Regions from separate parts of the Homo sapiens genome. Here regions 2, 3 and 4 are each linked to region 1. Evidence: chromatin loops called from intact Hi-C (ENCODE). Cell type or tissue: heart left ventricle. All regions are shown on one strand.

Evidence for each region. A loop is a pair of places that touch in the nucleus more often than their neighbours do. Peaks named below come from ENCODE experiments on the same cell type or tissue, not always from the same donor. Only the 100,000 strongest peaks of a DNase experiment are listed, where the experiment ranks them.
Region 2: a loop joins it to region 1, with 4 times the contacts of the local background. A loop is called at or near these places in 3 of 110 quality-filtered maps.
Region 3: a loop joins it to region 1, with 2.1 times the contacts of the local background. A loop is called at or near these places in 3 of 110 quality-filtered maps.
Region 4: a loop joins it to region 1, with 11 times the contacts of the local background. A loop is called at or near these places in 71 of 110 quality-filtered maps.

Annotation. Positions count from the first base shown.
Region 1 is chr15:92,680,027-92,688,026 of GRCh38, reverse strand. No RefSeq gene overlaps it. Among named protein-coding and RNA genes, the nearest start is that of FAM174B, 28 kb to the right of the region's middle. RefSeq lists an enhancer at 1,821-1,990 and a silencer at 4,294-4,588. In heart left ventricle, a CTCF peak has its summit at 4,375 (motif pointing right); a DNase peak (open chromatin) is centred at 4,366; H3K27ac peaks cover 487 bases.
Region 2 is chr15:92,388,082-92,396,081 of GRCh38, reverse strand. ST8SIA2 (ST8 alpha-N-acetyl-neuraminide alpha-2,8-sialyltransferase 2) reads right to left here and starts at 2,201. Exons shown (of 6, transcript NM_006011.4): 1 at 1,920-2,201. The coding sequence starts at 2,017. In heart left ventricle, a CTCF peak has its summit at 4,268 (motif pointing left); DNase peaks (open chromatin) are centred at 1,171, 1,421 and 2,321; H3K4me3 peaks cover 2,151 bases; H3K27me3 peaks cover 5,722 bases.
Region 3 is chr15:92,397,402-92,405,401 of GRCh38, reverse strand. The region is part of intron 1 of ST8SIA2 (ST8 alpha-N-acetyl-neuraminide alpha-2,8-sialyltransferase 2); the gene reads right to left. Among named protein-coding and RNA genes, the nearest start is that of ST8SIA2, 7.5 kb to the right of the region's middle. In heart left ventricle, no CTCF peak of the experiment used is centred here; a DNase peak (open chromatin) is centred at 4,141; H3K27me3 peaks cover 1,774 bases.
Region 4 is chr15:92,517,069-92,525,068 of GRCh38, reverse strand. No RefSeq gene overlaps it. Among named protein-coding and RNA genes, the nearest start is that of C15orf32, 49 kb to the right of the region's middle. RefSeq lists enhancers at 2,918-3,510, 6,469-6,970. In heart left ventricle, a CTCF peak has its summit at 3,343; a DNase peak (open chromatin) is centred at 3,334.

The sequences.
Region 1 (8,000 bases):
AAGGGAGAGCAGGGATGTTACATAATGAGAGGGGAAGCAAGAGAGATACCAGGCTCTTTAGACAACCAGCTCTTGCATGAACTCATTACCATGGGGAAGTCACCAAGCCATTCATGGGTGATCCACCCCCATGACGCAAATACCTCCTGTAAGACTTCACCTCCAACATTGGGGATCACATTTCAACATGAGACTGGAAGGGGACAAACATTCAAACTATATCACAGGGGTCTTAGAGTGAATCTTTCTCAGTGTCTTTTAGCACAGTGATGGACATGTAGAATGTGCTAGATTAAAACATGCACAATGATTGGCTGGGTTCTATTCCCATGGTGAAATGTCCTTCCCTCTGCTTACAGCTAAATTTAACTTTGATCTGCTGGGGTCAAACTGCAGCCAGGGATTGATTGCTTTTCACTCCACCAACTTTATACGATGAGCCAGGAGCATCTAGCTATTATAAACCAATGTAGATCCTGCTTCTTTTCCCCAGCAGCCTCTGAGCAGCTGTCAGGCGCCACTGATTCCAAGTCAATTTCTGGGCCTCAGATTTATTGGGTGAGTCATTGGCAACCTCTGAATGATTTCCAGTGAGCCAGTCACCTGGAACATGATTTTTGAATGAAAAGTTCATATATTGTTTGGAAAGAATATGGCAGTTATGGCTAAAGAGTCAGAGAGGAGGAAATGGTAGAGGTTGGCATGTGGGGTGGTGGCGCATGAAATGGAAATCTTTCCAGTTAAGTGGAAGAGCAAAACTCAGCACATAAATATTTCACTTAGATGGTCATCTAAGATCAAGCTACAACCCGGAGTTCTCTGATCCCTGGGATGAGCTAGCAGTTGGTGTACTTTCTAGTGTAGATACATTTGATTGAGAAGAAGGAAGATAGAAATGAGTCCAAACTGTCACCCTGAAGAGTTGTAGGCAGGTGGTCAGTTCTGAAACTTCCTAAAATCACCTTTGCAATGGACACGGTTGGCCTTCTTAGGGCTTGGAATGCAAGAATTTCACTTATTAGAGATTCATTTTTTTAAGCATTGCCCTCTCTTGTAAGCCTCAGCCAATGAAACAGAGGGTAAAGTTGTTATCAGGGCTTAGTACCTTAAAGTAAATTAACTTAGGAGATAACATTATTCCTTTGCAGGGTAGGGAGATGGTGGAAAGTGGAGGGAATGGAGGGAAATAAACATTTATTAAGGTCTTATGATGTACCGTGCACTATGCCAGGAACAGTACCCACATATTTCATTTAATCCTCACAACTGTGTGACAAATTTTTTTGGCCTCAGATTGTGAGGGTTGGTTGATTAGTGATACTTCATTGTTGATCAGTGCAATGTCCCTCTCTTGCTTCACTTATTTTTTTACCCTTTTAGCTTATTCTCCATGTCCATTCCCCAGTCTTACTAACAGCAACCGTTCTGATATGTTTGATGTATGTTCTTCTATTTGTGTTGTTTTATGTGTTTGTATTTTAAATTTACATGAATGGTATGGTAGCTTTCATCCTGTTTTCATTCTTTTTTCACTCACTACTGTTTAAAAAACTTTTTATCATGCAAAAATTTCAAACATTTTCAAAAATCAAATGGTATCTTAACTTTAATGTACTTATCACTCAAAGTCAAGTACAAACTTGTGGCCAATTATATTTTGTCTATACCCATTTTTTTCCTACTCACGCATTGCTCTGAAGTAAGTGGCAGAATCACTATTTCATCAGTAAGTATTTTGGTATGTACCTCTAAAATATAAGTACTTTAAAAATATGTAATCACTGTATCATATTATCATACATAAATATTAATATTAGCAATGATCATTTAATATCATCACCTATTCAGCTGATCAGCGTTTCCCAATTGTCTCATCATTATTTAGTTACTTGAATCAAGATTCAAATAAGATTTATACATTGTGTTTGTGATCTTTTTTTATCTTGCAATTTATTTGTTGAAGATCAGGTAATATATTCAGGGAGTTTTCTATAGTCTGAATTTTTCTGACTGTATCTCTGTGCTGCTGTTTAACATGTTTCTCTGTCCTCTCTATGTCCTGCAAATTGGTAATTATATAGATGCTTGGTCGGATGCAGGTCTAATTTTTGGGGGACAGGAAATACTTAGTATGTAAACTTTTAGACTTCCATTAAGAGGTGTCTAATATTGAGGTTTTTTTTTTCTTTTTTTTTTTGTTTGTTACGTCAGCAACGTTGATGGTCAGTGCCTAGATCCATGAGTTCCTTAGGGGTTACAAAATGTTGATAATCTAATTCTATCACTCCTTGTTTATTTATTAGCTGGCATATTCTATAAAGGGAAACTTTCCCTCACTAATTCTTCAGTAACACTGAGATGTAGTTTGTATAGAAAAGGCAAGATAAGTGCTTGATACTTTTATTTATCAATTTTCAAAATAATGAGTTCCTTCAAAGATATAGAAATAAGGCTTAAGATTAATATAAAACCCATGAATTCAAACACTTTTGATGATATTATTTGCAGTTATTATTCAATCAATGCTTAAATTGTCCTATCTTTGGCAGATGAGAGCCATTGCATGTTGTTTTTTCTAAAGTTGTTATTAACACCACCTTTTTAGTCTTTGACAGCTTTCTTACAGGCTGGTATAAGATGTTCCTGGCTCATCTTACACATTTCTTGCCTCAGACCTAGAGTCAGTCATTTCTCCAAGGAGGCCTGGTTTTTGATGAGTGGGAAGTTGTACTCCGAGGCCGCAGCCTGGGTGCTAGGAGAACTGTTTTTATACCTTATCCGTGTTGCCCTGTGTACATCCAATCTGCTTTTTTGAAGGCTACATCATATTCCATAGTGTGCATTCTCTACATGACTCAAGTCTGTTCCTCCAGTGCTCCACCTCCCTGCTAGCACAGACTACACTACCATGAGCGCGCATGTCCCCTTATGAACCTGTATGAGAATCCTTCTAGGATACATATTCCAGAGTCTATATGAGGCTTTTTTAAAGATCAATGTTACCATCCTTATTTTACAGGGGAGGCCACTAAGCAGCTGGGGGAAAGAAAGAGACTGTGGAAAGGGGACAGAGGGAGGGCTTGGAGAAGGGAAATGGGGCCAGAGGTAGAGTGGGAGAGCTTAAGTCTCCATTTCCCTTGTGTCTCTCTCGAGTGGAGGCCGTTTATTCTGTGGTGGTCCTGGTTTCATGGGTCCTGGAGGAAGGGCAGGCCAGGGCATGGATTAACATTCTCTTAGCTTTTCGTGGCTGCTTCCACATCGTTCTTCATGAGCCAAAAACTCCCAGTGTCTTAGGGCTCCTGCCATTGGAATATCTCACTCCTCTAAGGTTGTGTTTGTCATCTACACTTTGGGGTTTCTTCTGCACATCCACCAAAGTCTTTGTCAGATGACCGTGAGTCTTTTCCCCTGCGTGTCTACTTTTGTTTCTTTATTTATTTATTTTGAGACAGAGTCTCACTCTATCACCCAGACTGGAGTGCAGTGGTGTGATCTTGGCTCACTGCAACCTCTGCCTCCTGGGTTCAAGTGATTCTCCTGCCTCAGCCTCCCGAGTAGCCAGGATTACAGGCACGCGCCACCATGCCATGTTAATTTTTGTATTTTTACTAGAGATGGGGTTTCACCATGTTGGTCAGGCTGGTCTCGAACTCCTGGCCTCAAGTGATCTCCACTTTGGGAGGCCCACCTCAGCCTCCCAAAGCGCTGGGATTACAGCCGGGATCCTCTCCACTTCTTCCCAGCATCCTGGACCACCTCCTTATCCACATGGATGACCTTTCCTGCACCACAGCCTCTCAGCAACTGGGTCTTCTCTATACCAATGCTCTCCTCTCTGTTCTCTTCAGGGGACCTGTTCCCATTGCCACACCATGGACAGAGGTGGCAAGGGCAAAGGCTTGAAGGCTTGAAAGATGGCCATTACAGTTAGGGCAGAGTGTGGAGCCTGCAGGGCAAGATGAGGCTTCATAATCAGGCAGGGCCCATCACTCAGCGCTTTGTTGGTCGTATTAAAGATTTTGGCCTGTATTATAGGAGAAATGAGACGCTACAGAAAGTTTTTAAGTGAGGGCAGAGAGGGTGACATGTGTTGGTGATGGTGACCTGATCAATTCGTGTATTGAAAAGACCTCCAGGACTCCCATGCAGAGAAAAGACCAGAGCAAGAGTAGACCCAAGCTTGCTGGTGAGGAGGCCATTTCCATAAGCCAGTGAGAGATTAGGGTGGCTTGGAGCAGGACAAAGACAAGTGGACAGACTCGGGGGATCTTTAGGAATAAAAGTCACCTAGACCTGTAGGACATGGGAGGAGAGCGAGGGGAAGCAGTCAGGGACGATTCCCAGGTTTCAGCTTGCTCAACTGGACAGCAGATGGTGCCATTCCCTTGGTGGGGGAACAAGCGGACGGGGCCAGGCTTTTGAAGTCTGATGGAGTTGTTGTTTGTATGTTTACGGGCAGGGGGATCACAAACACTCTTGGATATATTGAGTGTGAGAAGCCTTGGAAACAAGGCCATGAAGACTTGAGTGGGTAAGGGAGGGATACCCAGGTCTGGAGTTCAGAGGAGAGGTGTGGCCTGGAGGGGAAGTTGGTATCATCAGCATGTAGGTGGAAATGAAGGTGGAGGTGCTGAGATGGTCTAAGAAGGGAAGCCGTGGGAGCAAAGAAGCCGGTCTTGGCGCTGAGGAGAATGAATATGCAAAGGAGATGGATGTGGGGGCAAAGAGCCAGGAAGAGAGGCAGAAGAGTGCAGTGTCATGGAGGCCACAAGAAGGGCGTATTTCAAGAAGGGGCTCTTGCTCTGCTGAGAAAGGGAGGTCAAGGAAGAGGAGGAACATGTCTGTGAAATTTAGCAATGTGGAATCATGACTAAGCTTAGAGCCATGTCAGTGGAGTGACAAGCCGGAAGCCATGTGGGAGTTTGGGGGAGAGAGAGGGAAGTGAGGTGATAGAGGGTCTTCTAGGAAGGCCCCTCAAGGGCTGGGCTGACTGAGTTGTGAAGCTCGCCCTTTTGTCCTACTTCCTGCCAGGAATTTGGACCTGACAGCTGGACAACAGTGTGGCCATTCTTGGGGCCATGAGGAAAAGGCCTGGAGTCTGTGATGTGAACTCCTGGAGCTGCTGAACCATCAGCAGCAGCTTGCACAATTCTGGAATTTTTTTTTACTTGAGAAAAATAAAACCTTATGTGTTTTTGCAGCTGACAATAATTTGTAACTGATAGAGTGTGCTGCCTGCGTTATCTGGTTTAATCCCTACAACTGCCTATTATTACTCCTATTTTACAGACAAGGAGACCCAAACACAGAGAGGTTAAGAAAGTAGAGTCACACAACTAAGGTGGCAGAACTGAGTTTAAAGACAGGGTTTCTCCTGGATGAGATTGGAGACTCTTACTTTAAGTGAAGTAACTCGGGAATGGAAAACCAAACATCGTATGTTCTCACTCATGAGTGGGAGCTAAGCTCTGAGGATGCAAAGGCATAAGAATGACACAATGGACTTTGGGGACTCAGGGAAAGAGTGCGAAGGGGGTGAGGGATAAAAGACTACAAATTGGGTTCAGTGTACACTGCTCAGGTGATGGGTGCACCAAAATCTCACAAATTACCACTAAAGAACTTGTTCATGTAACCAAACACCATCTGTTCCCCAATAACCTGTGGAAATAAAAATTTTAAAAAAAGACAGGGTTTATGACTCAAGACCAAGTCCTTAACCCCTGTAATATACTTTCTCAATAGCTATTATTGGGACTTTGGTGTTAATTGCCATTAGCCATCTCAAAAGACGACTGGGAAGATTACATGTCACAATGAGGCCAAATCTCCTTTCACTAAGGTAGGGATAGAGTAGGTGCTTAATGCATGCTTTGAAATACCTGACAATTCTTCCTGTACTTCATCTGTTACATATTTTGTGGAGATAGTGGTGGTGGTAGGGCATTGCTAGTAGACATTGAAAGTAATTTCTTTCCTTTTTTTTTTTTTTTTTTTTTTTTGAGACAGAGTCTTGCTCTGTCACCCAGGCTGGAGTGCAGTGGCACGATCTCGGCTTACTGCAACCTCCGCCTGCCGGGTTCAAACAATTCTCCTGCCTTAGCCTCCTAAGTAGCTGGGACTACAGGCGCGTGCCACCATGCCCGGCTAATTTTTTGTATTTTTAGTAGAGACGGGGTTTTACCATTCTGGCGGCCAGGCTGGTCTCAAACTCCTGACCTCATGATTCGCCCGCCTCGGCCTCCCAAAGTGCTGGGATTACAGGCTTGAGCCACCGTGCCCGGCTGAAAGTAATTTCTAAAACTATAATTCCACAATTCAACTTTACATGCACTCTAGTAGTTCATATTCAAAACTATCCTCCCGCTTATAATCACAGGGGAAAAAGTGCTGAAAGCAGAGAATCAAAGCTGCTGGTATAGGGAAATCAAGCTCCATTTCCACAGCTGTAACCATCTTTCAGCCACAGTGAGGAATGAGCACAGGGGGCTGGATCGCTTTCATTGCAGTTCTGTTAAGCATGATGTCACTAAGGGGGATTGTGAAATCACCCACTTCCAAGCAGAACAGAAAATCTGTCCAAGTTTTACAAATGTTATTTAAAATCTTAGCTGTCAGCCGTGAGAAAAATCCCTGCAGTCACATAAAAAAACCAGAATAGTTTTCAAAGATGGCTTTTATTACTAAGTTGTTACTATAAACATGCTTTCACCCAAACAGAGCAAAAATATGCAATTTCCTGAAAATGGGAGCTGTGAAATCACATCCCCAGAATATTTGTAATTACTGTTGATGATTCATTTATTAGCATTTCAGTACACATGTTGAGGGGGGAGGCGGGAAGACCAGCCTACCAGCATGTATCAACAATTAGTGGAGATACTATCTTTTCTTAATGAAATTTGATAAACAAAATTGCCTGATGGCTTGTATGTATTTTTTCAGAATTGAATAAAACTTAGAATTTATTAATGCACTTGCATTACTATAGTACTTTAAGCACTTGTCTAATATATACAGATTAAAACTTTACATGGTTTAAATAACAGGTTTTCCTCATCAAATATTTGGGTTAAATAAAAAAACCTGACATTTACATTCTTTTTTTTTCAATCATTGCCCAACAGTTTAGAACATAGAAAACTCAGTTTATCCCATATTCTCTATCACTACCATCTTGATCATGAAAGCTTATTTTAAAATGTGCCTATAATGAGTTTGTTGACACATACATTATAAAGTTAGAGTGAAAAGCTGAGGTGATCTATGTACCTGCTGCTGCTATTGATAATTTACTCTGCTTACCCTTGGCAAAAACGCTCAATGAACAATGTTTTAGAGTAGGGGGCTGAAATCCTTTCCGCTAGTCTTATAAATCATTCATTTTGGATTCAAATAATAATTACCATCCCTCCACTTTAGATATCCTACATATTTTAAATGGTGCAGCTCCCTATAACAATGGGAATGGGATATCGAGAAAATGGATGGCTGTTACATGTCAGTACTGGCAGCTTACTTTCCAGGTCTTATCCCTAAAGGTAAAGATTTGGTTATGTTTATACATAACATTGTATCGCTGTGTTCCATTCTGGGGATGGTACGGAGCCAGATAAGTGGGAAGTAAGTCTATGTCTGCATCCATAGGATGGGCTGGAGAACTGAAAATGTCTCTGGAAGAACATCTTTGTATACATAAGTATTTATATAGACATACTCATATAATCTTGTATGTGTGTGTTTATCTATAGACCTATGTATATCTATATCCAGATCTATCTATATTTCTATCTATATTCATACAGAATAAAGATATAGAAGGTAGAAGTATTGATAGATAGTGGTACTGATAGTAATACAAAAAGAAACTTCCGGGCCGGGCACGGTGGCTCACGCCTGTAATCCCAGCACTCTGGGAGGCCAAGGTGGGTGGATCACGAGGTCAGGAGATCAAGACCATAGTGGCTAACACGGTGAAGCCCCATCGCTACTAAAAATAC
Region 2 (8,000 bases), 290 kb after region 1:
GCAGGGAGCACTCAAGTGAGACAAGTCCCCGGGGTGCGTACATATATGGGAACAACCTGATGTGGGGAGCGTAGGCTTCACCGTGCATTTGGCAAGAAAGTGCAACATTATGTGCAAAGTGATCTCCTGATTGCATTTTAAAAATTAAAAGTTCCCAGCATGTGGAAGGTATTTGGTAAGAATTCAGTGAATGGCTGACCTAGGGGTGCCTGGATAAGCACAGCACTTATGTTTTTATAACAGGACAATGGGCAGCGCCGGGCCTTCCCTCTCACATGGGCAAAGGTCAGCAAGTGATCTGAGCCGGGCAGTGCCCACATCCGGAATCAGAAGCCGGAGAGCCTAGAGGAAGGCCCTCCTCACCGCATCTTCCATTACCCCAAGACGTGACTTGCCCGATTTCCTTTCCAATCCACGTTTCTGAGGCGAGCAGCTATGAAAAGTAGCATGTTTATCTCTGCGTGGGAATTGGTGGCACGTTGTGTATTAACTGCGCAGCATTTGTGAAAGTTTTCAGAGCTCTTGGGGAAACCGAGAATGAGAGGAGAAAGAGGCAGGGAGAGGGGTTCTGGAAGCCCAGCGGAGTTCACAGAAGGAATTCCAGGGAGATGGGCAGGGGCAGGGAGAAAATGAGAGCAGGAAGCGGCACTTGTCACAAGTTTTTGTCCTTGGGGCCTCGGCATCCCGCCTGGGCCCAGGACTGGCATCTCCCATTTGAGGGACTGACAGTGTGGCGGACCCTCAACTAGCACAGATAACAAATGAAGTAACAAATGGGACAAAGGAGGGGCGCACGCGGCGCGGGACTCGAGAAGAGCGCCTGGCAGAGCACAAATCCCACAGAAGAAGAGACCTTCTGCCCTCTTTGAGACCTCACCTTCCCCTTGCCCAGGGCCAGGAAGCTCTCCTCGGGCCTCCTCAGAACCCCGGCTGCCTCCCCACCTGTCGTCTACCGCCCTTTGGAGGTTCCGGAGAGGGGCCCGGCCCGGCGAGCCGAAGGCTGCGGGGCGGGGCGCGAGTCTCAGCCCCTGGGACACACAGCCGGTGCGTCCCGCGCCTCAAGTGCGCACTCCAGGAAGTCCGGAGCCGGGAGGATCCGGGCTCGCGGTCCCACCCTACCTCTGGCGAGGTCGGGAGAAAAAAAGCGCCAGATCGCCCGCCTGAGGGCCCAGAAGCCCACCGGGCGGCGGTACAGACTTTCCCGAAATGTCTCCGTCTCCGCGCTGCGAGCGCACAGGAACCCAGGGTCGCCGGGGTTGCCGTGGCTTGGCTGAACGTCCAAAGCCAGGCGAGGGCGGGGGGTCTCAGTCCAGCTATGCGAGCCCTTCTCTAGTGGTGCCAGCTCCTACGCCGGGCTCCCGGGCCGGCGGGAGGCGCGTGTGCCTGTCTGTGTGTGCAGGGGACATTCCGCTTCCCAGTAGCCCATGCAGAACCCCGCCCTCCGCTCCGGCCCCAGGAACCCCTCCCCCAGCTCAGAGATCCCTGCGCGCCCCCTGCCCACTTTGCCAAGGCGAGAAAGCGGCCGTGCTGGAGACAAAGAAACTCCTGCCTCCCTCCACTCTCGGCCCCTCCGCCCGCCCGAGACACTCCCCGGCGCCCTCCCTCGACCCCGGCGACACTGCGCTTGGACACGCCAGGCAGGGGGGCAGGGTGGGCGAGTCCGCTTCCCGACGCGGGCCAGCTGGGGGCTTCCCGTGAACCCCGCCCGGGGACACCCCACAGCAGCCGCGCCCCCACCCTCCTCTCCCCAAACCGTCCCGGGCCCCTGTCGCCGCCACCTTCTGCCAAACCGTCCCCATCTCTCCAGCGGAGCTACAGCGGGGCGCGGCGCACACAAAGGGGGTCGGAGGGTGGAGAGTACAGAAGGAGGGAGAGATCCCGCCAGGGCTCGTGGCACGGGCCTGGGAGCAGCTATTTACCCGATTTCTTCTTCGATCTCTGAGATGTCTGCGAAGATGAGGAAGACCACGAGCAGCGTGAGCGCGGCCAGCATCCAGCTCCGGAACTGCAGCTGCATGGTGGGTTCGCGCCCGCCGGGACCCACGCGGGCCGGCGCGAGGAGCAGGGGCCGGAGGGCGCAGCGGCGGACGCCGGAGCCTCCGCGCGCCGCGCGCAGCTGGGCAGACACCCTGCGCTCCGGACGAGTCCGGGCCGGCGGCGGCAGCGGCAGCGGCAGCGGCAGCGACAGGCAGGGGTTGCTCAGGCGCGGCGAGCCCGCTCGCTCCCTCCCGGCTCCCGCCTGCCCCTCCCTCCCTCCTCTCCCTTCCCCCGCCCCGCGCCCGGCTCCGCGCGCAGTTTGACAGCTTTGCTCCGCGCCTCTGCTCGCCTCCTCCCACCAACTCCAGCGTCCAGGCGCTAGCCTTTGCTTCTCCCGCCTGGCTTTATTCAGCTCCCGAGGGCGCGGGGATGCAGCCGGACGCCACTCCTGGCCTAGAGAGACTGGGCTCTGGCCACCGCGAGCGACCGGGTACGGAGCTGAGCCCAGGGAAGTGCGCGCACCGCCCGGCGCACCCCTCAGGCTGGCAAACGCCCTCCCTCGCCCGCTCTTTGTCCAGCTCCCTCGCCTCCTCGCAAAGTTTTCTCGACACAAAGACCAACACCTGGGGACAGCCCCCAGCGCGCGGCGAGAAGGCGGTTTCAGCCAGGCAGATGTTTCAGCAGTTGATGAATTAGGAGGGGAGGTGGGGGAAGGGGAGGAGAGAAGAAATATCCAAGACAGGCCAACTTCAGTGAAGATGCTGACTACAGTTTGTGGGCGAGGCTCTCAGCCCTCGAGAAACCACTCCCTCCAGGTGCTGATCTTTATCTCCATTTATAGACCCGATACTGGGTCGGGAGAGCTCTCCGAGCTGCCCCCAGATCACGCAGTCCTGGCTGGAACCCTCGGCTAGAACCCCAATGGGAGACTCAGCGCCCGCCTTCCCTCCGCCCTCGCGGTGCTGACGCCGGGTGGCCTTCATCTCCCCAGTTCTTGGACTCTCAATGACCCTAAGATCAATAACCGCGGGAGGCCTGTCTTGATCAAAATGCCTTCTAGAAAAATATGGCTCCCACAAGGGGTAATGCCCCCCACCCTTCCGAATATTGTACACTTTCACAGCCTTAGACAGTTTAAGTCAAATTACATTTCACACCAACCATTGGCCAGGGGTGGGAAGGGCCCCATTAAGTTTTACTGGAATTAGATAATTACCTTTTATTTTCTTTGCACGAATTGGAACAATTCCTGAAATTAAGAAATGTAACTTTCCAGAAATGATCATCTGGTTTATGAAAGGGTCCTTTGGGTTTGAGTGTGGGGAGGAGGAGTCCTGTTGGAGAAGCTACATGGAATGTCCTAAGTGCTGGAAACCACACCCCAGTGAATGGGAGGGGCGTGTCGGCCTTATCCCCTGGACCACTCAGAGGAGTTTGGCGAGGGGCTGGCAGCAGCCAAGTCCCTTCATGGCGCCCCCGGGGATGTAAGAGGGCCTTCTGATTTTCTACCAAAGTACTGCTTGTGCCCAGAGCCCTTCTGCCCCTTCGTGTGTAAGGAGGGGCAGGAGGGAGGCTTCCAAGCCGGGGGCTGCTGCCCTTGTTGACCCTGGGAGCCAGGGCAGGCTCTCCCCTGCAGGAAGAGGTCCCATCACCCAGCCTGGAGAATGGATTAGGGAAGCAGCACAGCGTCAAGGGAGAGCTCTGCCTCACCTCCTTTGAGGAGTGCCAGGAGCAGATGTCTTTTCCCCAGAGGAAGCGTGTACTAATTCCCACCTCAGCGCTTCATTTCCTTCCCATTCCTTGGCGAAGTCAGCGCACCCTGCTCCTTTTACAGTAAGCACTTCGAAAATACCATGTATTTTTCTTGGGGTGAGGTTTTTCTGATGTGGAGAACAATGTTGGACGTCACTCTCCCTGTCTGTTAGAGGCAGGGATGAGACGTCAAAGGAGAGTTTCCCATCAGTGTGGCTGGCACGGGGTCTAACCATCCTTATTTCAAGTTTTCAAAATGCCAAAATCTTTCCCTTTGTCTTGCTTGAAGGGTGGTTTAGGAGGTGTGGAGTGGTTTTTGTCATCATTTTGCCTTGTTTTTCTGAAGGGAATGGTTGGGATACCTGAATAGGGAGAGGAAAGTACAGGATGCGCCTGGTATGCTGCTCTGTATTTGAATCGCTCCTCCACTCACTCCAACGTGCAGCAATATTTAACCTACCTTGTACCAGGCTCTGTGCTAGGAGCTAGAGACACCAAGTGGAGAGAGACACCTCGGGTTTCCTGCCCTCTAGTGGCTCACTGTTCACAAGGGAGACAGACATTCAGGTGTCTAATTATGATAGGGGATTTGAGCTGCAGTAGACCTAAGGTCTCCTGGCTCACTTATAATTGATTAATAAGATCCCCCAAAAGAGCAAGAAGAAACTGACCTTTCTCTCCTCTGTTCTCTGCTTCTCTGCTTCTCTACCTACTGCACTCTTACCATGCAGAACATCATGGAAGTGTTGCCGTGGTACTAAATTCACCAGGTCGGGTCAACCTCATTGCTGCAAGCACAATTACAACAGAGTCTATTTCCATTTCCTGTTAGGTGACCCACGATTACAGCAGAATCTATTTCCGTTTCCTGTTAGGTGGCCCATGTTCTCATCCCAGGCTCAGTCTTCCTTCTTTGCACCCACCAGACCAGAGTCATATGAGTGGACAGGAAACAGTGGAAGCTTTTGTTGAATGGTTCGATTCCATATAGAGAGATCCCTGTAATCAGACCCACAGAGCAATATCTCTCAAGTATACCTGCTCGGAAGTAGAGCTAGCTTCCTCACATAGACGCTGTCCTTGCGATGAGAGTCACTGAAGTGGGATTTTTCTTGGAGGGTGATGGGGGACCCTTGTGATCGTTGACTATAGAATACCTGCTATCTGTGATCACTTAGGTTTGGGTCTCGTTGGGCCAGCTCCTTTAACAAGTGATTGTGTACATACACCACCCGTTGCTGCCTCTGCAAAAATGAGTTTGTTCCTGGAATCTGGAAAGAGGAAGACTGATGAGATTGGTGGAGAATGTCAGACTGGTGATGTGAACTGCCACATGGGCATGTGCTTGGCTTGGCCACCCTGACCCCTCCCCTCCTGCTTACCCCTCTGTTTAAGCAAGTCTCTTTTCCTGCCTTGGATTTTCCAAGAAGCCCGAAGGTCCTACAGCCATCACTTCTGTAGACTAAGTCATTGAATGTTTGGGTTAAAATGAGGAAGTGGTGGCAAATTAAAGGCCATTACCACCCATTAACATTTTAACTCAAATTAATTGAGTATATAAGCTATTCAGGCAACTGGTAAGGCCCTGGGCAGTTTGTAGTAATGAGGGACAGAGGGCCAAGAGGCTTTTCAGAAGCTCAAAGGAGCCCAACAGGGTCACACATGGACACCCCTTCCTTGTGTCTGACACTGGCTGAGGGCATGTTTGTCCTTCTAGCTGCAACCTGGAGAATGGGGAACCACCCAAAGCCTGAATTCGTGGAAACTCTAAAACTGTATCTACCATTTACACATAGGGCTAAACTCCCCCTCTCCACCCCAGCTATGCAGAATCTTCACCTGAGCGACTTCTTGGGAGTAGTAAGGTCTGTATTGATAATAACTTGTCCAAGTGACTGGCTGGAAATGGGGGCAAGTCGGACGGGGGAGGGAGCAAGGGGGAATGGAGCTAACATTTGGGAGTGCACACAAGTTCAAGGCGCTGGCCTGGGCTATTTCTCTGATTTAATCCTGGCAATCCTTTCATATAGATATCATTATCTCCCTTTTACATTTGAGGAAACTGAGGCTCAAAGAAGCTGATTTCCTACCCTGACCCAGCAACATGTGGGACTGTGGGATGGCCAATATCCTCTTCCGCACGTGGGGCAATTCTAAATAGATTTGTAAACAGGCATCTTCTTTAATTCTGACTATGTGCCCTTAGTTCTGGCATGTGAGGATTCTGGGAACAAATCTATCTTCACTCACTGCACACCCTTCATCATTTGTGAGACTATAGTAATAAATCTCTGTTTTCATCTTTCCACATGGAAAAAACGAGTTATTTCAATCAATTCAGACTTAAAAAAACCTTAAGAATAAATAATAACAATCGCATTCAAAATTCTGACCTAACACCTTTGAACTCGCTCCAAGAGCAATTTAGAATGTGAAATAACTACAAAGTGGTAATGGTCTTGCTTTTTCATCATCTCTGAAGGGGGAACTGTATGTGTGTTGGGACTGGGTAGGATGGGAGGGTGATGTCAACAGGTAGAGTATCATAGTCGGGATACATTCATTGGCTATTGTGTTTCTGCACTGCTAATAAATGAGAGAATTTGCCTTATCTTGAGAAATTTACATTAAATTTGAGTATTCTCACAAATGCAACGTTTTCCGCTTTAAAATCAGACTCAGAGTGGTAAGAATATGGAAAAGTTAACGGGCACATTTGCATTCCTTTTGTAACTTTTTTTAAATAGCAAAATTATAGTTTAGCCAAGGAAAGAAAAGAAATGTACTCAGGCGATTGCTGTAAATATTTCCGAGACTATCAGCAAGAGATCTTGGGAGGGGTGTGAGAATGAGCTCCACAGCGAGCTGGAAGTGGTAGTGGGCAGGGGGATGGTTCAATGTTTTTTTGTTTGTTTGTTTGTTTGTTTTGCTGGGAGTTTAACAAACTCTTCAGCTGGCATTCAAGGCAGTATTGAACCAAAGCATGAAGTCAGGTACCAGACAACAGAGAAGAACTAAAAGGAATGTCCGCTCACGATTCTCACCAGGGCTTCGAGGAATGATCACTGTGATCTCAGTCAGACTTCCTGGCTTGCCCAACTTCTTGGCTTGCCCACCTTTGCCCAGAGTCCAGCATGGCCCCTTCCTTGTAGGCATCTGAGGAAACTGGCCCGTGTTGACCATCCCTGGCTCTCAGTCTTGTGCCACTTCTCTTAACCTTAGTTTGGATCATGGACCTCCACATTCTCAGAGCTGGAAGGGTTGGTGGAGATGGTGCTTTCCCACTCATTCATTTACTTGACAAGCATTGCTTCATTGCCTCTTACATGTCTGGAATTATGCTGGAGGGCTGGGATGTAGCAGCAAATGGGGTAAACGCAGCTGCTCCCCTGGTGGAGCTTGGAGTCCAATGGGATTTTCTAGATGAAAAACGCTGTGATGAGAGACCAAGAGACTTGCCCACAGTCCCACCACTTGTTTCAGAGCTGAGAACAGATTCTAGCTCTCCTGCCTCCTAGCTGAGTTCAGTTCTAGTTCTCCTTCATACATAATATTTTATTTCATGTTTGTGATACTTCAGTGAGATTGGAAACTCCGAAGGGATAGGGACTTTTATTCCTCTCTGGCCCCACATTATCTAGGAGGAAAGAACCCCAGTCAATACCTGTTCCCATCATGGTCAATTTCAAACCATCATCGTCACGTTGCTGAAGGCAGAGTTAGGAAAAGATGTGAACCGCCCAGCATGACACAGTATTCCCACCATATTCATACAAGAAACAAGATAACTTCAAGAACATAGATCATGGTCAAGGGTGGAAAATGAAATTAGGAAGTGATGAGTTCTGAGTATTTATTGCCTTTGTTTTTGATATAATTTATTGAACTTCAAGTTGATATATTTCCATTTTTAATAATGACTGTATTGAAGAGCCAGCATGAGCCACCTCCAGCACAAAACTAGGGACCAGTGGCAACAGGAGGTCGCCAAAGTCACAATGCCTTTGTGAGCATGCCAGGTGAAATACTGTTTCTAAAGTAAACTCGAAGCGGCATAGTCCCCAAAGACATGGCAGCGTTTGCCAGGATGTCGACCCGCTGGGATGTTGGCACCAAACACTGGACAGAGGAAGGAGACTCTTGGTGCCAAGTCAGTTTCTTGTAAAATGTCCCTTTGGGAATCCTCTTCCACTTCTCCCCTGCCTCAAATGCCATCTGTGTGGTTATACATCCTCTCTTCCCAGTCCTCAGATCAGATTTGTCAGAGCAGA
Region 3 (8,000 bases), 280 kb after region 1:
TACCATCCGTCTGCTGAACTCTTTTCATCTTGCAAAACTGAAACTTTATACCCATTAAACAAATTCCCCTTCTCCTTCCCCAGACCCTGGCAACCGCCATTCTACTTTCTGTCTCCATCAATTTGACCATTCCAGATGCCTCATGTACGTAGAACCATACAGTATTTGTGCTTTGGCCACTGGCTTATTCCACTCAGCATAATGTTCTCAAAGTTCACCCATCTTATAGCTTGTGTCAGAATTTCCTTCCTTTTTAAGATTGAATAATATTCCATTGTATGGATATACCTTTTTAAAAAAAATTTTTAAGAACAGGGTCTTGCTATATTGCCCAGGCATGTCCAAACTCCTGGGCTCAAGCTATCCTCCTGCCTGTGCCTCCCTAAGAGCTGGGATTACAGGGGTGAGCCACCACGCCCAGCATCTACCATATTTTGTTTATCCATTCACTCATTGACGGATACCTGGGTTGCTTCCACCTTTTAGCTACCGTGAATAAGGTTACTATGAACATGGGTGTACAAATATCTGTTTGAGTCCCTGTTTCCAATTTTTTTTTTTTTTTTTGAGATGGAGTCTTGCTCTGTCACCCAGGCTGGAGTGCAGTGGCATGATCTAGGCTCACTGCAACCTCCGCCTCCCGGGTTCAACCTATTCTCCTGTCTCAGCCTCCGAGTAGCTGGGACTACAGGCATGCAGCACTACACCCAGCTAATTTTTTTTTTTTTTTTTTTGTATTTTTAGTAAAGACAGGGTTTCACCATGTTGGCCAGGCTGGTCTCAAACTCCTGACCTCAGGTAATCCACCCACCTCGGCCTCCCAAAGTGTTGAGATTACAGGTGTGAGCCACCACACCTGGCCCCTGCTTTCAATTCTTTTGAATATACACCCAGAAGTGGAATTGCTGGACCATATGGTAATTCTACGTTAAATTTTTTGAGGAACCGTCATACTGTTTTCCATAGTAGCTGTACCATTTTACATTCCCACCATTTGTGTTTTATTTAATCCTCAGAACACTGTAAGTTGGGTATCATTAACCCCATTATACAGATTAGGAAACTGAGACTCAGAAAGGTGAGGTCATTTGCCTGAACTCACACAGGTAATAAGTGTTCCACTGAAGACTGGAGCCTTAATCTTCCAAGAGTAGCTCTCAGTTGCTCCAAAGGTCTGGCCCAATGTCCTGAATTATATGCCATGAATCCAGCTCTGGCAAGAACTTGTCAGTCCTTACAGATAAACGTAAGGCCCCAGGTTGGCAGCAGGGAGAGATGTATGATGAATACCTAAGTGAGCCATTCTGGCATTCTGCTGGAGGTTAGAGCTATGGTATGGTGGGCAGTTCTGGCAGGTTGGGGAAGGGCCTGTGGAGCCTTAACTGGCTTTACTACCAAGGCTGGGCCATCACAGGTCTTTCTTTGGGATGCCGTCTGTCAGCACGTTGCTGCCTTTGTGTCCAGCCGGCCTAAGAGGCTCCCTGCCCGGGCCAAGACAGAACACCACGGGGAGTTTCTCTCTTGCCCTTCTCTTTGCTTCTCCTGGGAACTAAATGTTTTGATTAGCATACAATTTGGGCATCATCCTGAGTCCACCTAAAGTCAAATCCCAAATTGTGGGAACCTCAAGAGATGCAGTAGGAGGGCCTTTACTGCTTGTAGGAAAATAGCAAACTAAAGTCACCTGCCCTATCAATTTACTAATTCACTTTCTCCAGACATCTTATGCCTCCCGCCTTCATTATTAAGCTACTCTGGCAGTTACCAAGAAGGCGTGAATTAACCCTGGGTATCACTCCTCCGCGTGCAGCCGATTTTCAAAATTAGAACTGGGGAAGCTCAATAACAAGTGCTCACACCTCCCCAGGTAGAGTCCAGGTATGTCTGCCTCTTCCAGAGCCTCCGCTGAAGTGTTGTGCCCGATGGTGACAGATGCCATTGTGTTCGCGAAGCTATCTGACATGATGAGTCTATTCTATCGTCTCAAAAGTTTCCAGCATCTTTGTGCAAACTCTCTGCATGGTACAGAAAACGGGATAAAGTGTAGGAGGCCCAGGGCAGGAGGCATGAGGAATGGGGGTGAGCAGCCAGGTAACCTCAGTATAAAAAAGTGGCTAAGACCAGATGGACCATGGAGTCAGGCAAACCTGGGTGGAATCCCAGCTCCATGTTTACTAGCTGTGTGACCTTAGCAAGTCCCGAGACCTCTCTGAGTCTCCATTTCCTCATCTGCAAATGGACTAACAGGGTGCTTGGGAAGGTTGAGTGAGGTGATACATGTGAGCTCTCAGCAGAATGTGGTTACAGTAGGAAAGGGGGCTCCTTGGGATGTGCTATCTCCTTGCATTAAGCCTGGCCCCTCCCCGAAGGGCTCCCTCCCTCCGTCACTCACTCCCTCCCTCCTTCCCTTCCTTGTCAGGCTCCACTGACCTGGGGAAGCTGACAGCACCAACTCTTCTGTCTTCCCCTAGAAGAAAATTCCTCCAGGCCTTGATCATTTGTGTTGTTTTTCTCTTCTCTCTCAGTGTGTCTCTCTCTCTCTCTCTCTCTCTGGTAATGAGATGGTCAAACAAATGCCATGCTCCGGAGCCATTCTGATGAGACTCCGTGCGGGGAAGCTGGTGTGAGAGGAGAGGAAATGTGGGGAGGCAGAGGCAGAGCGGTGTGCCCCTGGCCGTCATTCCGCATTAAGGTGTTTTGGAACTGGCAACCCTAAATTGTACTGATCTTTTGGCTGCCATGTCCCATTATGGCCTGGGCTCCAACATGCTATCCCCTAAGTTTCCTTCAGCATCGCTACATCCCAGGGTTCTCTCTCCCACAGACCTTTGTGTTTCCAAGGCTTATTCCTTGAAAATACAAGCACGCATCTCTTCCCCACTGGATGTCATTTAAGACATCGTTTTTTGGAGAATTATCCTTGTTCCTGGGAGCCTGGGTTTGAATCCCAGCTCTGCACCTTACTAGCTGTGTTATTTAACTGCTCTGGGCCTCAGTTCACTAATCTGTAAAAGGGAGATAATAATAACATAGACCTCCTCAGACTGTTGGGAGGATTACAGGTGTGAATACAGCTAAAGTGTTTAGAAAATCATTTGGACCCCAGCAGACACAGACAAAATATGACTTTGTTGTTATTCTCTGCTGGCATCAGCCTCCATGGGGAAGAAAATATGTGAGGAGTGAGGCTACTTCCTGAAATGAGCTTTTCAGAATACCTTGTGGATCCAGACCCCAGACAATCAGATTTCAAGGACCCATAGTATTTCCAAAACACTGGGGGTGGGGACTCATGAGGTTACCACCCTCTTCAGCCAAGGGAGAATTTCATAGCTACCATCACTCCCTTTCATAAAAGAAAGGACATCTTAGTATCCCAAAGGAAAAAGGAACATTATCTCAGAATATAGAAGAGTTCTTTTCAGGCAATGGCAGCTGGCAACTTGAAACTATTAATAATCATGGCTACATTGCACTTTTTTTTTTTTTTCTGGCTCCTTTCAGATCACCACTCCTCTGTGGCTCACTATTTGGGAACCACTGACCTAGGGGTTCTTTCATCCTTTGGCCATCAACTAAGAAGCTGGAGGAGGAGGAGGAGGAATTGTTTCCCTGAACCTTAAAAAAGGTCCAGGAAGCAAAGCTGAGTCCCTCCGCATTCCTTCAATAATAAAAAAAAAAGGCACTGGGAAACCCTTGGACAGAGCTGAGAGCTTCATGCTTGCAGAGCAGTTTGGGAAGTCAAAGGCACACCCACACAGCGAGGCTGGATGCTGGATTTCCCAGGGGAGTGAATCGGGATCCCAAGTGCTTGAAAGTGTCAGGAGGAACCTCGACTGCCAACGTGTAATACAGACACATGTCGTGTCGGGGCCGCTGCTCTCCCCAGTTGGAGCCGTTTCCTCCTTGCCATCGTCGCGAAGTCAGTGACAGCCAAAGCTGAGAAAACATGGGACACACAGGTCCCGTCAGGACACCGGGCAGCTTCCTAGCTGGGTGATAAATTGCAGGAGACTAAAGAGAATTTAAAACCAGCCCAGATGCCACCCAAGAGAGTGACTAATCTCAACGCTTAAGGACCAGCCTTGGCTCTGGAGAGATGGTAAGCAAGCCCAGGGGCGGTCAGCCGGCCGGCCACAGGCGACGGTGTCTCACCCCACAGTGCCTCTCCGGAAGATGAGCTTGTCCCCACGCCCTGGCAGGAGATAGCCACCTGACTCACCCAGCTGGTGGCTTTCATGTTCCTGTCCCTCCCCCGGCCGTTTCCACTGTATCCTCCCAACTGTCTCTAACTCATCTCTGCTTGAGACAGCTGAGAGAGATGAGGCTCCGGACCTTATCTAGGATCCACACAGCTGCCCCAAGTCTTGACCCGTCATGAGGATTCACTGGTTTGACCAGTGTTTTCAAATAAAAACACCACTAGAAGGTGCTTCATGAGGAAAATCTTTGAGATGACACATCCCGACCTGACCTCACATTTCTTACTGTCAACGTCTCTAACACTCAGTTTCCAGCATCCTACCTGGGGACCAGCCCTTGCACGGAAACAGCTGGCCCTGCGTTCCTGGTCTGCTCTCAACGCCACTATGGAAGCCCTGAAGGGGATTAAGGTAGACGGGGCCGGCTGTCCTTCCAGGCAGGAGGGGGCAGCCTCAGCAGCACTGTGGGCAGTGGAGGGCTGGAAAGGGCTCTCTGGAGAACCAACAGCCGGCAGAGGCTTGGCATCTGGGCTCTAGATCTTTGGTTTTTACCTAAACTGGCAGGGGGCAAACACCACTGGGTCCTCTGCTTTTACAAATTAGAAAGCAGCTTTTATTTCCATTGGCCCCAAACATTCCGCAATGGTGAATAACGTCATAGCCAGACTGTGCTCTTCACTGGGATGCACCCTCCACGCTAGATACACAGGAAAAGCAGGGGGCTTCCAGATCAAGCAGAGGGTGTTTAATTGTTGTTAGAATAGTATGTACTTTTGGGAGCAGAGAGGCTGAATGCTTATTTTTGGCATATCCTCGGTCAGAGTTTGTTCCTTCAAAAAATATTTAATAGGCTTCATTTACTAAACCATATACGTATCACCAGGGGCTGGAGATAAAGGATAAATAAAATATAATTGTGAAATGCATGTCCATGGGGTGCTGCATGATGGGGTGCTAGGGTGCACACAGGAGGGGCAACCAATGCAGATGTCTCGGAAGGGGACGGGGTCTAGGAGATACCAGATCTTAGCCTGGAAGAAGACAGAGCAGTGAGAGAAAGGAAGGGCCTGGGAGGAGCAGGGCAACAGCAGGAAGGATGGTGTGTGCGCAAGGAGGGCATTCCACAGAGCAGGAGCGGGATGTGCAAAGGCACAGAGGTATGAAATCCTAGGACATTTTGGGGAACCTGTAAGCAATACAAAAATGGCTGGAGCCCAGGCCGGCTACAGACAGAGGCAAAAGACCAGATGATGTGTTGCTTTGTATGCCCTGCTAAAAGCAATGGGAGCCTTTCTAGAATCCCCTCTCGAAGAAGTATTTATAATTTGCAATCTACAACATTTCCAATTTGTAAAACCTAAAACATGTTTAAAACCTAGCAACCCTGCCTTACAGGGGGAAAGAGGCTCTGAGTGGTGAATTGGTTTCTAAGATGGTATCTATTTACAATTTAAATGTGATGTTTGGAACAGTTGGCAATAAGGACTTGGAGCAAGTGAGTTAAAACCAGATCTTTCTCTCCTATTTTATCTTCCAATCATGCTTATACTTCAGTGAAGTACACCAGTACTAGGGAGAAGAATGGGCTTTTTTAAAAAAAAATGCATCGTGTTGAGCAAACGTGTACTTCTTACAGAGTGCCTGGACTGCAACTGCTCAAGGTCATTTTCTTTCCCATCCACGTGCACTCGTCCACTAAACGATTCACCTCACCTCACTCTTGGCTGTTGGCAGTAGTTGCTGCCTGCTCACAGATCTCGTCATGGCTGATGATCAGAGCTAGCCTCTCCTTGTCTAGTGTTTTCCCAGACAGGGCCTGGTGTTTGGCTGAGGTGCACTAGGACCCCTGGCCGTGGTGTACTGGATGGCATCAGTTCTGATGGGTCAGATGTCCATTCTAACAGGTTGGTGCTGGAGAGGGAGCAGTTGTTAAATATCTTTACTATCTCCCCTGCTCCGGACACCTAGATGCCCAAATATACAGCACGTAGTATCGAGGCAGGCCCTTTTGATTGACATCAGAATCAGGTTTGCAATGGAATAGGAGCTTTCCTTCCTCCTGTCACTTTAGCCCCAGGCTCCACCTCAGAGTCTGGAATGCTCATACCTATGGCAGGTGACCTTGTGTAACAGGTTGGGGTTAATGCCATTCTGTCCTCCAGCATGGCACTGAACTTAGCTGGACTAGAGGGACATTTTGGGGAGATGTGCTCAGAGTCCTCCTCTGGTCCTCCTCATTCACCTTCTGTCTTTCTAAATGACTGATGGAGAAACTACTAAGGCCAGACCAGGCTCTCAGGAAAACTCTGGGCCTTTAGAAGAACCACTGGGGATGAGTTGGTCTTCAGATATATTCGTTAACATTATTAGCTCAGGGTAAAAAAAATAACTCAGAGGACAGGGCAGTCTAGCACAATGGTCAAGAGCATGCATGGGTTTCGGCCTTCCACAGAGCTGCTTTATCACAAGTTTATCAGCAGGGTATACAACCTCTCCAGGCCTCGGTTTCTTCATCAATAAATGGGGATAGAAATGGTACCTACCTTAGAGGGTTCTGGTGAGGATCCAGCAAATGTGTTTCAAAGCAGTTAGCCTAGCATCTGGCTCACAGAGCTCTACAAACAGTGCCACTGGCAGGTGACCACTGGATTGCCATGAGGCTGGAATGTGTTAACATCTATAAAGCACTTGGAGTAGCTCTTAGCTCTTAGGAAGCACTCAGTAAATGCTAACCGTGATCATCATCTTCACCGTTGTCATAATTGCTATTGTTATCTTTACTAGTCACTCAACTTCTCTTTAACAAGATTTCTGTAATTCCTTTATGGGTAGAGGAACTAATATGAGGATTAGGACATTGGGTTACAAAAGAGGAGACCTGTGCAAGCCTGCTCTGCCCTTAACCAGCCAGGCTGTGATCTCAGATTAGTGATGTTATTTCTCAGTGTCAAATTCACCCTAGCTGATAAAAAGGAAAGGTTTCTACAGGGAGAGCCCTATGCTCTCTTCTTGTCCCAAGGCTCAGTGAGTTTCTTTCTTTCTTTTTCTTTTCTTTTTTCTTTTTTTGAGATGGAGTCTCGCTCTGTCGCCCAGGCTGGAGTGCAATGGCGTGATCTTGGCTCACTGCAACCTCTTCCTCCCAGGTTTCAAGCCATTCTCCTGCCTCAGCCTCCCGAGTAGCTGGTATTACAGGCACCCGCCACCATGCCTGGCTAATTTTTGTACTTTTAGTAGAGATGGAGTTTCACCATGTTGGCCAGTCTGGTCTCGAACTCCTGACCTCAGGTGATCTACCTGCCTCGGCCTCCCAAAGTGTTGGGATTACAGGCGTGAGCCACCGTTCCCGGCCAGCTCTGAGTTTCAACTTTGCCCAAGGATGCTGTGTGTGCCCATCACTGTGCCAGACTCAGGAAAATATTTATCCAACAGATGTTTATTGAATGCCTTGTGTGCCCAGTTCCATGGACACCATGATGGGCAAGACAGCTACGCCTCACAATCCCCTAGTGGAAGTTACACTCAAGATTAAAGGCCAAGAAACAATCAGAAGATTTTAGCTTACAACTTGGTCGAATTGGATCTAAAACTTGGGAGTGTGCATGAATTGATCAGGGCCTATTTTACCAAAGCCCCACCCAATTTCTGACTTAGAATTTGAATTCACTCCTTGGCTACCAGGCAGGACTCTCTAGGTGCTTTGCAGAGAACTTATCTTTCTACATTTTGTTTTCTTAGTCAGCTCCAGCTCAATGAGAGCAAGAGAGTCAGAAATGGAACTTTGGAAAATAATCACTAAGG
Region 4 (8,000 bases), 160 kb after region 1:
GTTATAGACTTCTGAGAAACTGTTTGCTTGATCTCATTGATCTGGGCTCTTTAGACTGGACCCTGTGGAGCCTCTAAGGTTAATGGGCTCTTGGGGCCTGAATTCCCATGAATCTTGGTGGTTGGGGGGAGTGGTTGTCTAGAAAAAGAAAAACAAAATGACAATAATGTATAGTGCTTTCTTATAATCCATAGCAGCCACATTGTGGAGTTGGATGGGTCAGGACCAACATTTAGGTTGTAACAACCAGATAGAAGGCTCCCAGGCCTGTGATCATTTCATTCTTCTTCAATTCATACTGGATTCTCTGTGATGTTTGTAATGTGGACACAAAGAGACCATTGCACCCATATCTGTGGTAGAATTTCTAATATTCCCCAATATCTAGCTCTCCTCTAATTCTGGTTCATCGAGCCTTGGAATTTCCCATGTCAGTGGTTCCGGTCATTGTATGCAGCAGAAGTAACTTGACAGGCATAGCATTAAATGCTGATGCTGGGTCCCTTAGCCCCCACTTTTCTGCATACCCAACAGGCTTATGGGAGAAGCCAAAATAATGGGAAGGTATAGCCCCTGTCCTTTGGGTCTCAGAGTGAGGATGACGTGGAGCCAACTCTCCTCATCCCCAACCCTGCTTGGGCAGGTAGCATTAGTGAGAAATAGTCCTTTGTTATTTTAAGTCACTGAAACACGGAGGTGGCTTGGAAGCCTGTCCTGACTCATGCAGTATCATATTAACTCGTTCTTGGAACCAGTTACTGGCTTTGCCAATCAACTAAAAAACCAAAACAAAGAAAAAAACAAAAGAAATAAATGAATGCCTAACGTGTGCTGTGCTTATTGCTGGAGACAGTAGGGATATAACGTTCACTGCCTCTGGGGTCACATGGCCTCCTCTTTTGTGTGTGTGTGTTTTCCACGAGTAAACCAAGTTTATTGTAGAAAATTGGAAAACACAGATGAGCTCAAAGAATAACAAATTATCCACACTAGTAGAGAAAAAACAGGTCAACATTTCTTTATGCATCTTTCCTTGCCTTTCTCTTAAAAGAACACTTGTCATTGAATTTAGGGTCCATCGGGACAACCCAGGATAATCTCATCTCAAGATCCTCAACTTAATTACATCTGCAAAGACCCTTTTTCCAAATAAGGTCATATTCACAGGTTCTCAGTGGACATATCTTTCAGGGGTCACTGTTGAATCCACTACATGAACACTTTCCCAGTGCCAGCTACTAGGCCAGGCAGTTTAACTTTTCACCTAACTTACTCTCCTGTTAAATCTCCAAAGTAGGTATTATCGTGTTCATTTTAAAGACCACGAAACTGAGTTTCAGGGAAGTGAAAAAAACATGTCCTAGGTTACACAAAGGTGGGAGCCAGGAGTTACACCTAGGTCTTATTCCTAAACTGGGGGATTTCATATATCAGTACATCTCTCCAAATGGATGTCATCTTCTTCAAACCACTGTTGCTTAAAAGATTTCTGGAACTCCTCTGCTTCAGAACCACTTCACAAGCCATGCAAGAAAAGCCTGCCTGCTTGCATTACTATCATCACAATTTGAATGTATTTGGTTTTAGGCAGCTTTATTTTCACATGATGTAGCTCACAGATTAAATTCTGCTTACAGTGAACAGGCCACAGCATTTGACGAATCAAAGCCTACGGCTTCCTCAAAGCACTAATTACTCAAAAGCCTATTAACCTGTTTAAACCCAGCCAAAGGCTTTGATATCCAATGGAGAGGCCTAGGTAGAGATAAGACCATTTGAAATGCCCCAGTACAAGGTGGGTGGTCCCCTGGTGTGACCTTTCTACTATGTTCCATGATGTCTGGAATGCATCTAGATATGGCCTGTTAGCCAAACATACATGAGTGGAGTCTGTATGTGTGTCTGTGTGCACACAATATGTCTTTCTTTTCTCCATAAATCCAGTCTGAGTTATCATGCACTACTGACTCCATCCCCAACAGCCACCTCCTGTCTCCTTTGCTAGAAATGCCTCCTCCCCTTTCTTTGCTAGAGGCTACATGACATCTAGAGTTGTGAAGCCAGCTCTACTGGTGGGGAAACAATTGCTGACCTGGAGATTCAGAACAGAATGATGAAAAATAGCTGTGATTTAACCAGCTGTGCCTGGAACATCCTACCTCTGGACTCAATGCAGGATCATCAATGCCTTTATCTGAATTTTGTGCTACCTACTCCAACAGCATCCTGTCTGATAACAGGAATTATAACAACAATAATGTAACATTCGGCCAGGCGCGGTGGCTCACGCCTGTAATCCCAGCACTTTGGGAGGCCGAGGCGGGCAGATCACGAGGTCAGGAGATCGAGACCATCCTGGCTAACACGGTGAAACCCCGTCTCTACTAAAAAATACAAAATAAATAAATAAATAAATAAATAAATAATTAGCCGGGCATGGCGGCAGGCGCCTGTAGTCCCAGCTACTCAGGAGGCTGAGGCAGGAGAATGGCATGAACTCGGGAGGCGGAGCTTGCAGTGAGCCGAGATCACGCCACTGAACTCTAGCCTGGGCAACAGAGGGAGACTCCATCTCAAAAAAAAAAAAAAAAAAAGTAACATTTGAGTATGTAGTATACGCTAGAAACTCTTCATAGATGATCACATTTAATTTTCACAACAATACTATGACACAGGTATTATTATTTCCATTTTACAGATGAGGAAACCAAGGTGAAGAGAGGGTACATAATGTACCCAAGGGCACATAGTGTAACAGAGGCAGGATTTGAACTCAGAGATATGTGCTTAACCCCTACACTAGGCTGGCTCTCATTGAATAACCATCCTGAAGCTATCCTCATAGGGTTAACAAGAATTCCAGACAGAAATATATTTATAATTAAGCTCGAATCAGGCTGCAATTTGACCCACTTGCTTGTAACTAGATACTGACCATTTGCTTCCCTGTTGTTCCTATAGACAGGATTTCTGAGACTAGAATCATAAGACTTGTTTTAGATAAATAGGATTTCTGATCTTACATTCATAAGGCTTTTGCATAAGAATTGCTTAAGATGTGTTTTGAGATCCAGAATTCCAGTGAAATAGCTGACACCAACTAGTTTGAAGACCCCATAGAGGAGTGGAATCAGCATGAGAATAGAGCTTCTTCATCTCCCTGTCCCGTGACTTCATCCTGTACTCTTCAACCAATCACAGTTCGTGGACCTATCTCCACACTTCCGGCCACTCCAAAACACTTAAAAATCCTAACCCCAAACTCCACGGGGAGATGGATTGGAGGTTTACTCACAGCTCCTCATTCGGAGGCCCTGCGGTTAAACCTCTTTCTCTGCTGCAACCTGGTGTCTGGCCATGGTATTGCCATGGTATTTACTTGCCATGCATATCAGGCAACAGACCTATTATGGTTACAGTCTGGGAATCCTTCTCCCCGACTTCCCTTTGTCATTTTGTATTACTCTGCTCTCCTCTACCCCTTCTTAGATCACTGATTATATTAGTCCATGTTCACACTGTTATAAAGAACTACCTGAGCCTGGGTTATTTACAAAGAAAAGAGTTTTGACTCACAGTTCTGCGTGGCTGGGGAGGCCTCAGGAAACTTACAATCATCATGGTAAAAGGTGAAGGGGAAGCAAGACAGGTCTTACATGATGGCAGGAGAGAGAAAGAGGGGTGGAGGGGAAGTGCCACACTTTTAAACCATCAGATCTTGTGAGAACTTACTCACTATCACTATAACAGCATGGGGGAAACTGCCCCCCGTGATCCAATCACCTCCCACCAGGTCCCTCCCTTGACATATGGGGATTGCAATTTCAGATGAGATTTGGGTGGGGACACAGAGCTAAGCCATATCACTGCTCTAGCCTAGGGACATGCCAAGTGTCCAAGGAGACCTTCATTCAGTGTTCAGTCTGCCAAACCATTTTTCTGCTAATATTAACCACCTTCTTGGTAAATGAGTGAGGGAACAGGAAGCCTTATCTTACCACCTGTTTTGTCAGTTCTTCCTGAAATGGATAAGCTATTTCCACTGGGTAAGTAACCTCAGTTCTTAGGCCCTTGGGCACAGAATAGATGTTTTCTCCTTGGAAGGAGGACATCAAATTTATTATCTGAGAGGAAGGAATGCTTGGAATCTCTTCCTTCTTTTGAAGTACTGGATTAAGAAGGATCCTTACTCTGATCAGCTAGTCATGCCTGCAGAGGGCTTGGGTGAGATGGAGGGTAGGGTGTGTGCTATGTGTTTGCCATTCTTGCCATGGCAAATAAAGAGACATTAAACTCAACAGAGAAAGGGACTTTATTTCTAGATTGAGTGACAGTGGAGGGTTATACCTTTAAGTTAACTTTGCTTTGAATATCACCCCACGAGTGAAAAAGAAAAAGTGTGATATAAATGGCAAGGAAGAAGCACCTGTGCGAGGTGGTTTTCCAAATCTCTTGGCATCCTAATTACAGGGTTAAATTGGTGGAGAAGCCCTGTTCCCATAGGTTAAAAGTAAATTTTAAATTAGTCCAAATTAAATGGCCACAGATTCATGGTCAAATGGTTTTCATTTAATGAGATTTTACTATCTAGCATCTGTATCTATAAAAGTTATTTTTAAAAATTTTATTTATTTATTTTCAGATGGAGTCTGGCTCTGTCGCCCAGGCTGGAGTGCAGTGGTGCAATCTCAGCTCACTGCAACTTCCGCCTCCCAGGCTCAAGTGATTCTCCTGCCTCAGCCTCCTGAGTAGCTGGGATTACAGGCATGCGCCACCATATCTGGCTAATCATTGTGTTTTTAGTAGAGATGGGGTTTCACCATGTTGGCCAGGCTGGTCTCAAGCTCCTGACCTCAGGTGATCTGCCCACCTTGGTCTCCCAATGTGCTGGGATTACAGGCGTGAGACACCGCACCTGGCCTATATTTATAAATGTTATTTTTAAATGAATGCATTCTGTGAGTAGAGGCTTAGAAGAAAAATGGATCAATAGTTTAGCTCAGTCATTGGATTTCAATAGAAATCCTCTCCAACTCCTGCCTGTATTGCTGTTCCCAGTTCTCGGTGCCATCTTTGAAGCTGTCTTTGTTTTACTTGTTGTGGTCATGGGGAGTTACTGGCTCCTTTGTTCACAGGAATCTGAGACTCACTGTGATCATTCCTGGGGGAACAGCTTCATCAGAAGCTAGTCTGGAGAAACTCCAAGAATGTGGTGTACTTCAGTGTCCTGAAAGTGTGCCTCTTGATGGGGGTGGGTGGGCCGGCCACTGGAGGTTGGGTGGTTCTCCCAAGCCTCGCAACAGTGTGCTCTTAATGAATTACAACTGCTCCCATTTTGTTGCCATCAGGTTTTAGGGTACTTGTCAAAGAAGCCCCCCCAGTGCCCCGCAAGGCTTGTCCAAAAAAAAAAAAACAAAACAAAAACAAACAAAAACACTCCAACCTGTTTTTCTATTTCCTTCTTTGGTTCCCTTTTTGCTCAAAGGATCTTGGCAAGATTATGAAATAACTGGTACTTTTCTTTCCAGGCTTTCTTTGCTGCATTCTATTTGCTCTCTGTGCAAACTCCCCAAAAAATCTATGGGGAGCTTTCCTTTTCTGAGCATTTCCTATGATTCAGGCCTGTCTGGGCAATTTATATTCATATTAGCACTCATTTAAATTCTCTCAGTAAGTTTCTATGCTATTTTAAAGAGCAGAGAAACTGAGGCTCAGGGAGGTTAAGTAACTTTGCAGTTTCCTCCTATGCAACTGAGGTCTGAAATAATCTCTGTGGCATGTCCTCCCCAGGCTGCCTCTTGCCTGCTCTGAGACCCCTGATTTCTCCTCCTGTCCCCTACAGCATCTACTTTCCACAGGCTAGATCTTCCCAGCCATTATCCTTTGTTCTCATTGGTTTTCTATTCCATCACTTCCCCTGATGGCAGAGTGCTGCCTCTTTAGAATACAAATCCAATCACACTCTCCCCCGGCATAAATTATGTGTAGTTCCCCATTGCTTTCCAAGAATCCAAGCCCAGCCTCTCTGGCCTGGTATGGCCTTTGCCCTTCACACTCCTGCCCATTGCTCTCTCTCCCCTTCCCTCATCCCCACCAGTTACATTCATCCTTGTGCTTTGTACAGAATTACTGGCAGCACCTAACATTCCCTCACTTCTCTTTTACCATCATTCCTTTGCTCATAATATTCTCTCCTGCCTAAAATGAGCAAGTTTCTGCCCGTCCTTCCACCGAAGAGTCACTGCTCCCGGGAGCCATTCTCATTGCAGGTGCCCAGCTGCCATAGGCCATGCTGTGCAGGACTCTCTTACAGCAGGAGAGCCAGGTCTCTGACCTGGGCTTGGTGCTGGAGATCCCCCTCCTCCAGCTGAGCCCCTGCCCACCTAGCACGTCCACCCTCTCTTCTAGACCACAACCTGGCTGTCAGGATTCAGGAATTATTTGCCCAAATGGACCCCACCTGTTTTCAGGGCCTGAGAGGTCAGGCTGTGCACTCTGAGGTCAGAGGGATGGCCAAGGGGAGGTCACTTTAGGGAGAGAGGTTCTTTGTATGAACGGAGCTTGGACTTACAGGCTGGCTTGGACACAAATGTGCATTCGAGGCCTTTTTCTGATGTCCCATGAAGCCAGGGTGGGAATGGAAAGGAGTCAAGCTGGGATTGAAAACACCCCTTTTCTTGGCACTACAAACATTACATAAGTCCCATCCTTACCAATGGGCTTCTTTTCCTTTTTCTTGAGAAGGGACGCTACCACCTGAGGTGGAACCTTGTTACAAGCTGCACTGGAAGAATTCTGGGAGTCAGACTACAGATGAGCATCTAGAGCCAGAAGTTTTATTTTGGTTGAGAAAGAGTTAAGTCTGGATTAGAAGGCCAGTCTTGGGTGGGGTTGATCAGAATGCATGGTCAAAAGACAGTGCCTTTGAATTATTGTCAGTGCCACGAGACTTTCAAGTGGCACTTCAGAAGGTTGAGTTGAGGGCCACATCTTGCCAGTGCCTTTCGCTGAGTGCTACACCATGGAAAATCACCCTCTCAACTGCCTGTGCTCACTTCCCATGGCTGAAGCTGATACATCCCCTGCCAATACACTTTAAGAGGGACAGTGACAAGCTGGAACTTTCCAGAGTAAAGCCAACAGGAGTCTAGGTGTGTGCCATAGAAGGAGTTGGAGATGTTTGCTTGGAAGAGGAGACTCAGCAGGCAGGGCAATTATCTTCAAATCAATGATATATATAATTCAGATGATGAAATACTAGGTAAATAACTGGTCAAAGAGCTCATGATGCTTGATGAATTGAAAGAAGCAATTTGTAGAATAGTATGCTTAGTGTGTTCTCATATTTTGTTTAAAAATATTAACAAATATGTGTGTGTGTGTTTATGTTATCTATCTATGTATCTCTATCATGTATCTATGTATCTATATATGTATGTATGTATGTATCTATCTCTCTATGCACCCATTGGATATAATGTTTCAGAAGTAGAACAGTTTATAAAACTCAGTTTTTCAGTTTATGAAAATGGATTTCTTAAACCTCTACATCTAAACTTAACAAAACTAGACTCTCCTTTTCTATGAGGAAAACCTGTGATCTTGCAATCACAGGGCACTTATTTCATTTCTGGCCTTAACTTTCATGCGCGTCCGTGTGAAGAGACCACCAAACAGGCTTTGTGTGAGCAACAAGGCTGTTTATTTCACCTGGGTGCAGGCAGGCTGAGTCCGAAAAGTCAGTGAAGGGAGATACGGGTGGGGCCATTTTATAAGATTTGGGTAGGTAAAGGAAAATTACAGTCAAAGGGGGGTTGTTCTCTGACGGGCAGGAGTGGGGGTCACAAAGTGCTCAGTAGGGGAGCTTTTGAGCCAGGATGAGCCAGGAGAAGGAATTTCACAAGATAATGTCATCAGTTAAGGCAGGAACAGGCCATTTTCACTTCTTTTATGGTGGAATGTCATCAGTTAAGGCAGGAACAGGCCATCTGGATGTGTAC